Regions from separate parts of the Mus musculus genome. Here region 2 is linked to region 1. Evidence: chromatin loops called from intact Hi-C (ENCODE). Cell type or tissue: gastrocnemius. All regions are shown on one strand.

Evidence for each region. Hi-C counts contacts between places; a loop is a spot of excess contacts. Peaks named below come from ENCODE experiments on the same cell type or tissue, not always from the same donor. Only the 100,000 strongest peaks of a DNase experiment are listed, where the experiment ranks them.
Region 2: it touches region 1 in a loop (10-fold over the local background); 25 of 42 quality-filtered maps call a loop at or near these places.

What each region holds. Positions count from the first base shown.
Region 1 is chr1:90,953,975-90,958,974 of GRCm38, reverse strand. Prlh (prolactin releasing hormone) reads right to left here. Exons shown (of 2, transcript NM_001101647.1): 2 at 4,963-5,000. The coding sequence ends at 4,963. Rab17 (RAB17, member RAS oncogene family) reads left to right here. Exons shown (of 6, transcript NM_008998.4): 6 at 1-842. The coding sequence ends at 91. Among named protein-coding and RNA genes, the nearest start is that of Prlh, 3.4 kb to the right of the region's middle. In gastrocnemius, a CTCF peak has its summit at 2,077 (motif pointing right); a DNase peak (open chromatin) is centred at 2,088.
Region 2 is chr1:90,904,136-90,909,135 of GRCm38, reverse strand. It overlaps Gm35381 (a long non-coding RNA gene), which reads left to right and starts at 18. Exons shown (of 6, transcript XR_387263.3): 1 at 18-111; 2 at 4,898-5,000. In gastrocnemius, a CTCF peak has its summit at 2,602 (motif pointing left); a DNase peak (open chromatin) is centred at 2,595; H3K27ac peaks cover 592 bases.

The DNA of each region.
Region 1 (5,000 bases):
AGACACGGGGAGCAGCCGCCCACAGGAAGGTGAGGCTGTGGCTCTGAACCAGGAACCTCCCATCAGGCAGCGCCAGTGCTGTGCACGATAGCCGCTGCCACTGCAGGAGAGCTGGCGGAGGACACATCTCAGCCTGTGCTTCAGAGGGTCCCCAGCCCAAGCTACTACGTCTTTGTGGCAAATCTGCCGGGGCTGCCTCTTTGTCCATTCATGTTCTGTGTCGGAGATGGCTTATGCTTGAGCCCTGGAGGCTTCCAGGCGTTGGTTTTCTCTGTAATCACTGCTTGCCAAAGCTGATGAGAACTGTCTCAGGGAAGATCCAGTGTCAAATGGCTCCCAGAAGACTGTCAGCCCTACCTTACCTGATACCCAGATACTTGGATGCCCTGAGCCAAGTGTGCCTGCTCCTCCTGGGCTGTCCCTTTCAGCTTCCTTGTGACCAGCACAGAGAGCTAAATGAAGCAGAGAAGCAGCATGGACTGGGAAAAGCCTTTGATCCGTGGGATGGGAGGACAGATGCTTCCTCCTGGGGCAGCATCCATAACTGGACCACTTTCGTTCTGGGAACTGTCAGGGGGAGAGAAGGGGCATCAATGCAAGGAAAAATGCAGAGATGAGCCCAAGAGAAAAACGAGCCCAAGGTGCTAAGTCTCAGTGAGGTGACGCAGGAGAGACAGAGTCTGAAAGGGTGGCTGGGATGGAAGTGTCCCCCTTCCAGCGGTGGATGGACAGAGCCAGGTTTCTACCTAGTGATCTGAGGACTCTAAAACCCCTGTCCCGAGATGAACACCGTGTTGTCTCATGTCCTTCTCTCCAAATATTAAACGTCTTGACAATCCGAACACTTCATGAGGTTATATTTGGACCCATGGCCCGACGGGTCACACCTGTTCAGTTTTTCTGCACACGTTCTAGATGGGTTTGTGGGTGTTAAACATGGTGAGGGTTCATGGGGGTGAGTGTAACGAGGGTGGGCACAGGCATTGGTCTGGGGTGGACTGTGAGTTCTTCTGATGGTGATTGTGTGAGTTCTTATCCTTGTAGAGAAACTCAGGTCCTTGAGCAGGGAAGAAAGCCCCAGAAAACATCTTCCTGTTAAGTTTCTCTCTTGACACTTGCTGGGGCAAGGTGTGGCCATTTAGGGAGCAAAGCTCTCTCTCTCTCTCTCTCTCTCTCTCTCTCTCTCTCTCTCTCTCTGTGTGTGTTTTAATCCTTGCTAATCCTTGCTTCTGGGAGTGTGATTAGCTGTTGAGTCTGAACAATGAGACATTGTTGTTGGGTGTGGTGATGTAGGCCTCGAATCCCGACACTTGTGAAGCTGATGCAGGAGAATGGCGAGCTTATTCTGGGCTGCACAGTGAGAAAACAAACAAACAAACAAACAAGCAAACAACAAAACCAACAGAGTCAAACAAGCCCTAGAGAACATCACAGAGTGGAACATTGTTATCTCACCAAGGAAGATGGCTTCACCGTGCCCACTGTGAAGCTCAAATGGATAAAAGTGAACGTGTCCCCAGGCTGGCCAGGAGCTTGTCTGTGCCTGGGCTGTGACTCCTGCTCCCATTGGCTTTGCTTGGACAGGACCACACCAGTGCTTTCTCCCTTCAAGTTTCACATGGGGCTCAGGCCAGGGATTGGAGGGAACTTTCTGGCCCCGCTGCACTTCTAGAGGGATGCAGCTTCATTCCGTTCTGGGGCCTGGAAACGATTGTGAGTTTCTAGGCACTGATGTAGTCCTGACATGACCTGAAGGAAACCCTGTGACCACTGGACAAATGTGAGCCAGACACTGTTCACGTCAGGATCAGTGAGCAGATGACAAGGGCCGTGTGGGAGGTTTTCACTCCCTCTTCCCTGGTGGGTTTCTTAGTGAGGCCTGTTGATGCTGGGCAACTGCTTTGCTGACAGCTAGGGAAGATACATTGTTGCCACCTGGTGACTCGCTCACATGTGAAACAGGGGAAGTGAATATTCAGCATCCCGGGCTGTCCTCATCATCCCTAAGGGCTGGGAATCATTAGGCAGGTAGGCAAGCCTACCCTAGAGGGGGAAGAGAGGCCGGGTTACATATGGCCACTAGGTGGCGATCTAGTATCACTTAAGACAAATCCTTCTGTTGGGTCCTGGGTACCTAGACACTCCGGTGCATCTCTTCAGGGCAAAATCACTGCTTTGAGGAAGCAGGGATACAGCAGGAAGATTTGTAGGTGACTGCCTGTCTGGTTACCAATCTCTCCTTTCTCTTGACTGATTAGTAATGCTCCCTTTGACACACCTCAGCAGAAAGCCCAAGACTGGATGGATCTGGAACCACCCAGCTTCACCAGGCTTGTGAAAGTCAGTGGTGCCCAGGGATGGAGAGATCTCTTACAGTTGAGAGGCAGGGCCCTGAACTCAAGGTCAAGGTCAACATGTCAAAGTGGGACCCAGGACTCCATCAGAGGACCCAGGACTTTTGGACAGCAGAGTATAATGTCCAGCTAAGGCCCAGGTCCTTTTCTGTGACAGGAAGTGCAAGAGCAGTGTCAGGCTCACCACTAGGTGGGATAATCAGCAAGGATCATTTTAAAGAACAGGCCACTGGGTGCTTCAGAAGGTTGATGTTATGATGTAAGATCAGGGGCTGAGAAAAATACACACACACACACACACACACACACACGTACATATGCACATATGAGCACATGCACACACGTGTGTGCACACACACACATGCACATGCATGCACACACACGTACACATGCACACATGCAGAGAGAGAGGGGGAGAAGAGGGGGAGGGAGAGGGGAGGGGGAGGAGAGGGGGAGAGAGAGGGGAGAGAGGGAGAGAGAGAGAATAGACTTTTCCAGGCTTACACTTTGTGTTATTCTTGGGAGAAAGGTTTGAACTCTTTGAGGCAATGTCTTGGTGTCTGCAGCTTGTCATCAAATGTAGGTTGGCAAGGATGGGAAGTAGGAAGCAGGCAGACAGGATGGCTGATGAGTCCATGTAGGTTGAGATAGTCCTTACAATGTCTTGTGAACTTTTCTGTATGTTTTAAAACCGTTCCCAGACTGTGGAAAAGATGAGTACGCCTCCATTCATCTTTCCAGACGAGGAGCTGGTTCTTTCTGGATAAGAGCTGTGGGAGGATGTCCTCCAAGCATGGCAGCCATTACCACTGCTGTCAGAGCAGCAGCTATTGCCTGCAGGAAACCATCAACAAGAGCCAGCCTGTGTTCCTGCCCGGGAGGAGGGATGGGTAAGGTCATGAGACCTTCATCTGAGATCCCAGCCAATCCCCACTTATGCCTTTCACCGCAGCCACATGTCACCACCCCAGGAAAAAGTGGCGTTGGAAGGTGATGAAGTATACAGGGAGTAGAAAGAACTGGAGGGGAGTTGGCCTGTGACAACAGTCATAGCGGCCTGTGACAACAGTCATAGCGGCCTGTGACAACAGTCATAGCGGCCTGTGACAACAGTCACAGCAGCCTGAGGGTAACCTGAGGGGAACAGCATAGACAGCAGCCAGCCAGATGACCCCCAGCTGAGAATCATCTTGATCTGAGGGTAAGATGGCACCTACTGAGCTGAGAAGAGGCCAGTTCAGGCTTCTGTGCTGGTGGGTGAGGCTGCTGGCAGCCATTGGCACTCCTCTGTGCAGGTGAATTTCAGCTGCCCCGGCTTCCCACGGCGTCTCCCTCAGCTCCTGTCTGACTTTCCCCCCTTTTCTGGGAGCACCAGCTGTGTTATGTGCCAGTCACTTTGTGTTTGACAAAGGGCATAGGACACCCCAAGTGACTTTAAAGGAGGCCTATAGGATCAAAAAGAATGGGGTCAAGTCTCTGGGATTCTCCTCTGAGCAGGAAGTAGGTTAACATACCCATGTGTGTTGGTAGCTGCAGGATTCTGCAAGGGACAAGGAATGGGGTGTGTTCAGGGTGATGAGGGGCACCACATTGTCACTGAACTGGTGGAGCCACGTAATACATTTGCCCAAACAGCAGACACAATGCCGAACATGCACCTATGGATAGCATAGGTCCTGTGCGATGACACTTGGTGGCTTCATAGGCTGTAATGAATGTTCTCTGTTCTGGGTGCTAGGAACAACACTTTGATAGCATCTAATTTTTGCAGCAAACCCCTAAACATCTCTAAATGTTAATCTTAAAAATGCTGCCGGGCGTGGTGGCGCATGCCTTTAATCCCAGCACTTGGGAAGCAGAGGCAGGCGGATTTCTGAGTTCAAGGCCAGCCTGGTCTACAAAGTGAGTTCCAGGACAGCCAGGGCTTTACAGAGAAACCCTGTCTCGAAAAACCAAAAAAACAAAAAAAAAACAAAAAAACAAAAACAAAACAAAACAAAACAAAAAAACAAAAAAACAAAAACAAAAACAAAAAAAAAAAACAAACCAAAAAATGCCAAGAGAAGGACGTGAGCCATGCCAGGGGCGTTGTGTGGCTTTTCTCTGGGACCAAGTATCTTACATAGTGTAGTGTGTGGTTACCCTGGCTTTATGCAGTATGCAAGCTGAGCATGTGTTCAGGGTACCTTGTGTAGGTGGAAGCTTGTGGGAACAAGTGACCAAGAAAAGGGCACCCCATTTCTGGGCAGTGATGTGGTTTTGGGGAACAGGAATTTATAGGAACACTGAATCAACATTCCCTTCCCCCACTGCAGGGTCTTAAGGGACCAGGACAACCTCTGTGGGGCCTGGTAATGAGCGATCTCAGTTGTTCTATTGGGGGCAGGTGGGAGCCTCTTCTTTCCAAAGAGGTTACTGGGTTCTGAGCTTCTTTCATGGTTACCCTCCCCAGAGAGAAAGCACCTTCCGGTTTGTTACCACATAGTTACAAGTGTACAATAAACAAAGCCAGCACTTTTATTAGATCAGAGGGAAAACCGGAAAGGGAGGGTGGAGGAGGCTCTGCGGGGGGACAGGGAGGGTGGGCTTGGGCTCAGCATCACTGTCTTCATGAGCTGTGAGAGAACTTGGCACTTCCATCCAGTG
Region 2 (5,000 bases), 50 kb after region 1:
ATTCTGCTGGGAGGGCTGGGACCCCAGCTGGGCTCTGGGCTCTGGGCCCTGGGAAAGTCCTGCTCCCTACAGGCCAGCCTTGGGGCATCACTTCTGGCAACATTGTGACAGGTAGGACATCACCCCAAGAGGGCTGATGCTGGGGATAGGTGCAGTGGGCTGTGTGTGGGAGGGGAGGGACAGGCTTTATTTTCTAATACGAGGTCAGGTAGAGCATGGGGTGGGACCCAGCTTGCCATTCCTAGGAAACAGTAATGAATATGGCATGTAGCTTTGGGACAGCCAGGAAGCCACCATGGCTTTGGAGATGTTCTGAGTATCACATGGTGAAGAGCACACACTGGTAACACACCTCTGGTCTGCTCACACCTATAGGGGCTTTCCAGTGGAGGCATTTACATCTGGGGCTGAGGTCTGGAAGACTCAGCCTTCCTTCTGGATGCCCTGCAGTTTTCTCCTTTCCTGGTATCCAGCTTGCTGTGACAGGATGAAATCAGGTCCTCGAGGAAATGAGCACACTGGGGAACAGAGCCCAAGACCATTCAACCCTTAGCTCCTGGGGGCCTTGATCTGCACACCCCAGCTACAGCCTGAGATGGAGACAGGGCAGAAGAGTGGCCAGGTTCTCCCAACAAAGGCGTGGTATAGTTAAGCCAAGCAAGAGAGACGTCCCCTCCTTTCATCTGGCCACAGCGAAATCCACCTATCTTAAGGCCAGAAAAACAGAGGCTGTGGTGTCAGGACAGTGTAGTTCTGAGGCTGCTGCCACAGAGCTCTGGGACACAGTGCATCTACATCTATCATGGCTTTGTTCACCCATGAAGTCCTTTGGGGTCCTCACTGGCTGAGCCCAGTGAGAAGAGAGGCCGAGGATGGTGGTGTTGGTACTGCCAGGGAGACAGAAGAGAGTAGAGGAGAGTACACAGAAGTTTCTGACTTCAGGAGAACTCTGGCCTTGGATTTCTTGGGCCTTTGGGGATGTCACATGTCCTAATTAGGTAGCAACTGGCAGTTTAACTGTCCTGGCAGGGTGATGGCTATTCTCGAGAGAGACATTCGAGCTGCTCCATCAGACTATTAAAACAAAATCCATACAAAATAACAAGTTTTCTTGGGAATCTCATACTTAGTAAAGCAAAAGGCTAGGACCCCAGTGCCAGCCAGAGGAGGAGCTTGTCTCCCAGGAAGAGATTTCAGTTTGAACTCAGAACACCTTCCAGGAGACTGGAGCCCAGAGGACGATGGCCCACCTTGATGGAGGCTGCTTAGTTATGTGCGTTTCTAGCTCTCCGCTTAAACCTGCATCTCATGCCAGCACCTCAGGCTGGACTTTCAGGGGCCACTAAACTTCTTGATCTCTCCATCCCTCCCAGTGTGGTCACCCGGAGTGAATCTTCTTTTATGCCTTACATTATTAAGTGTCTCGATAAACAGCCAATTGGTGAGCAATGGCAGAGCCTGGCTTGTTAGGGCTGCGAGGACCCAGCCTTGTGCTCCAGAGCATAGCAATGGTGTGAGCAGCTGTCAACTCTATTCTAGGGCACCTATGCCACAGGCTGCGTGGGCTCTTAGCATTTTGGAGGAAGAGGTTGAGACTAAGGGGATTTTCAGTGCACCCCCAGCACCATGCAGTTACAGTTACACTCTCAGCGTCCATGTCTGGCCTCAGCAATGGCTGTTGAGTAAGTCAAAAGAGCCCCCAGCTTCTGCTGTCACTCCTAAGTCAGGTGAGTTCTGGGTAGCATATCTGTGCACCCGGGCAGTTATTAATCCTAGGAGAAAGGCCTCCCCTTTAGCAGTGGAAAAGGGACCTTGAACTTTGGGAGATGGTCTAGAGAGTGTGGGAGGGGGGTGCCAGCCACCTGGGCATCATGCCAAGCCCATTCTGTTTTGCAGCCCCAGCTGAGAGCTGCTCCCCTGCTCATGATGCTTAACACTGGCTTCGGATGACATGGGAATGCTATAAGCCTTAGACTATATGAGGCTCTGCAGGAGGCATCCTTTCTGTGACCCGAGCCAGTCTCTACAGCTGGCCTGTGGGCAAGTGGTGCTTCCGATATACTGTGATGACAGAGGAGGGCCTGAGGTTCAGGGAGGTGGTGACGTTACAAAAGGGCCCTGGGCAGTGCATGGTGGGGCAGTCTGAGGCAAGCAAGACTTTTGTGTCATTTTGCTTCACAGTATCTCCTTAAAGGCCACCAGGCTACTGAGGTCTCTGAGTGGCTGGAGGCCATTGATTTAGTGATGCTGAGCTAGTCTCTCGGACGGAGCCACCTGAACTCCTTCAGACACCAGAAGTCCCTTGGACTCTGCCTTTTGAGATGCCCTTTCCTTTCCTGGTCCAGGCAACAGGCATCCTCATCTGGGATACGTATTTCAACCATCCTTCACTTCTGTTTTCTACCCTGCAACCAAACACGCCCTTTACCTCACCAGATTCCTGATTACCCCTAGAGGAAGGAGGTGGAGAGAGCCAGGGCTTCAGGGCCAACAGCCTTAGTGGTCCCTGCCTACAGGTTTCCCTGGTGCAGGGCTTAACTGACAAGTCTCCCTGAGCAGGATGGATGGTTGCTTCAGGCATCTGGTGCCCTCTTCTGGCTAGTTTGGGTTACTGCGTGGGCTCTAAGGGCCCAAGGGACCTAGTAGCAATTAATGTCTGCTAGTGAAACTTCCACCCATGGAGCCAGGTGTCCAGCCCCTGTGATGATAGCCCCACCTTTGCATCCTGTGGTAGGTGGGAATCCCACTAAGATCTCTGTTTCTCTCAAAGATTCAATGTCCCATCCCTGTTGTCTTCCATCATGGCTGGGTTCAGCTGTTGCTACCTTCTTGATTCTAACTTGGGCTTCATTTTCAAAAGTGTTGCCTTTTTATAAATGAGCAGGTTACAATGTTAGGGGTTAGGGCCACAGGAATCAATATGAAGTGCTATGGCAGGATAGATCCATGGGTCATGGTTCCCTTCAGGGAGTGAAACATTTACCGAGTGTCCTGGTGCTTTATGTCAACTTGACACAAGCTGAAGTCATCTGAGAGAAGGGAACTCCAATTAGGAAAATGGCCCCCAGAAGATCTGGGTGGTAGGCAAGCTTGTGAGGCAATTTCTTAATTAGTGATTGATTGGGGGAGGGCCCAGCCCATTGTTGCTGATTCCATCCCTGGATTCTATAGGAAAGCAGACTGAGCAAGCTCTAAGGAGCAACCCTGTAAGCAGCCCCGACCCCTACGGCCTGCATTAGATCCTGAATCCAGGTTCCAACCCTGTGTGAGTTCCTGCCCTCACTCCTTTTGATAAAGAGCTGTTTTATATGGAACTGTGAGCAAAATCAATCCTTTCCTCCCAAATTGCCTTTGGTCAAGGTGTTTCTGCATAGCAATAGTAACCCCAACCATGACAGGGAGGTTTGTAGAGCTGCCTGTGCTACGAACGGGAAAGAATGGAGGTGCTGTGGCAATATGGCTCCTTGAAGGATCTTTGTGATCTGGGTCTTGACTCAGGTGGCGTTCACATGAATTGTACCTGCAGTAAAAACCACTAAGAACTCAACATGTGTGTGCATGCACACACGCACACAAACACACAGGTACAGAAACACCCCCCCTCCACCCCCCCCACATGCACACACGTAGATGCACACAGATACTCAGAGACTGATGCATAAGATACCCAGTCTCTCTCTCTCTCTCTCTCTCTCTCTCTCACACACACACACACACACACACACACACACACACACGCACACAGATACTCAGACATGGACACATATACCCAGTCTCTCTCTCTCTCTCTCTCTCTCTCTCTCTCTCTCACACACACACACACACACACACACACACACACGCACACAGATACTCAGACACTGACACATATACCTAGTCTCTCTCTCTTACACACACACATACACACACACAACACACACACAGAGCTGTGTATTATGTAAGATTAGAGAACCTAAGCCAAAAGTGCATTGATTTCTGCTATTTACCACATGTGAGTTGACAATTACCTCAAAGTAAAAAAAAAAAAAAAAAATGTTACAATGTAAGAAAGTTAAAATGTAGGGGGGTTCTGAGAGAAATGAGCTTGTGCACAAAATGTCTGTGGAAACCCAGCAAGAGATGGTCTACAAGTAAGTAGGGAAGCACGCTGTCACGCATGCTTATCATGGAGCCTATGTTGCAATAGAAAGAGTAAACTGCGGGCTTGCAGAGCAGCTTTGTGAGCGCCACCTACATTGTCCCATGTGAAGGAGACACAAAGCGCTATAGAGGATGGTTCTGTGAACCTGAGTCTTACAGGCTTACAGCTTAGATACATGGCTGCCTGGGCTCAGGGTCAAGAATGGCTGCCACAGAATTGCAAGCATCTCCTAGGTTGAAGGAAGTGCCTTGCCTCTTGCTGAGGTGGTGGCTATGTGTTTTAACATATTCACTAGACTCACATACAAGAGGGTCGGGATTCACTGAGCTAGACATTTCAAGCAGTGCATCTTGCTGTATGTGAATAATATCTACGTGGGAAGAATAGTTTATCCAAAATCCAAGTGGGAGGTTTTGGCTCAGTGCTGGAACAGGTAACTGATGGTAATTTTATAGGAAACTTTCCCATGTTCCATGGACAACTGCTGGAGATTTATTGCTTCAAGTATTTCTCTGTCCTGTGTAGATAATTTAACTCATCCCAGCTGGGCCCTAACAATCCCATCCGCTGTGGTCTCGTGCGGCTCATCAGCTATTTAAAAACTTCCACAGCCAAGAGACTTCTGGCACTGGAATTATATACATCAGTGTCCTGGGGTGAGCTCCCACCCCCCCCTCTTGTTCATTTCTTACTCACACGAAGTTCCTTCAGGATGGAAGCAAGATGTGTGTGACTTAAGCTCTTTCTTCCCCCCAGGGATGAGTCTGCTGAGGCGGATATGGCGGAACACCACTTAGATCTTTCTTCCAAAGGAACATGCTGGAAAGCTGGAGGCGGGAGTTGGCTGGCAGCCTCTGCT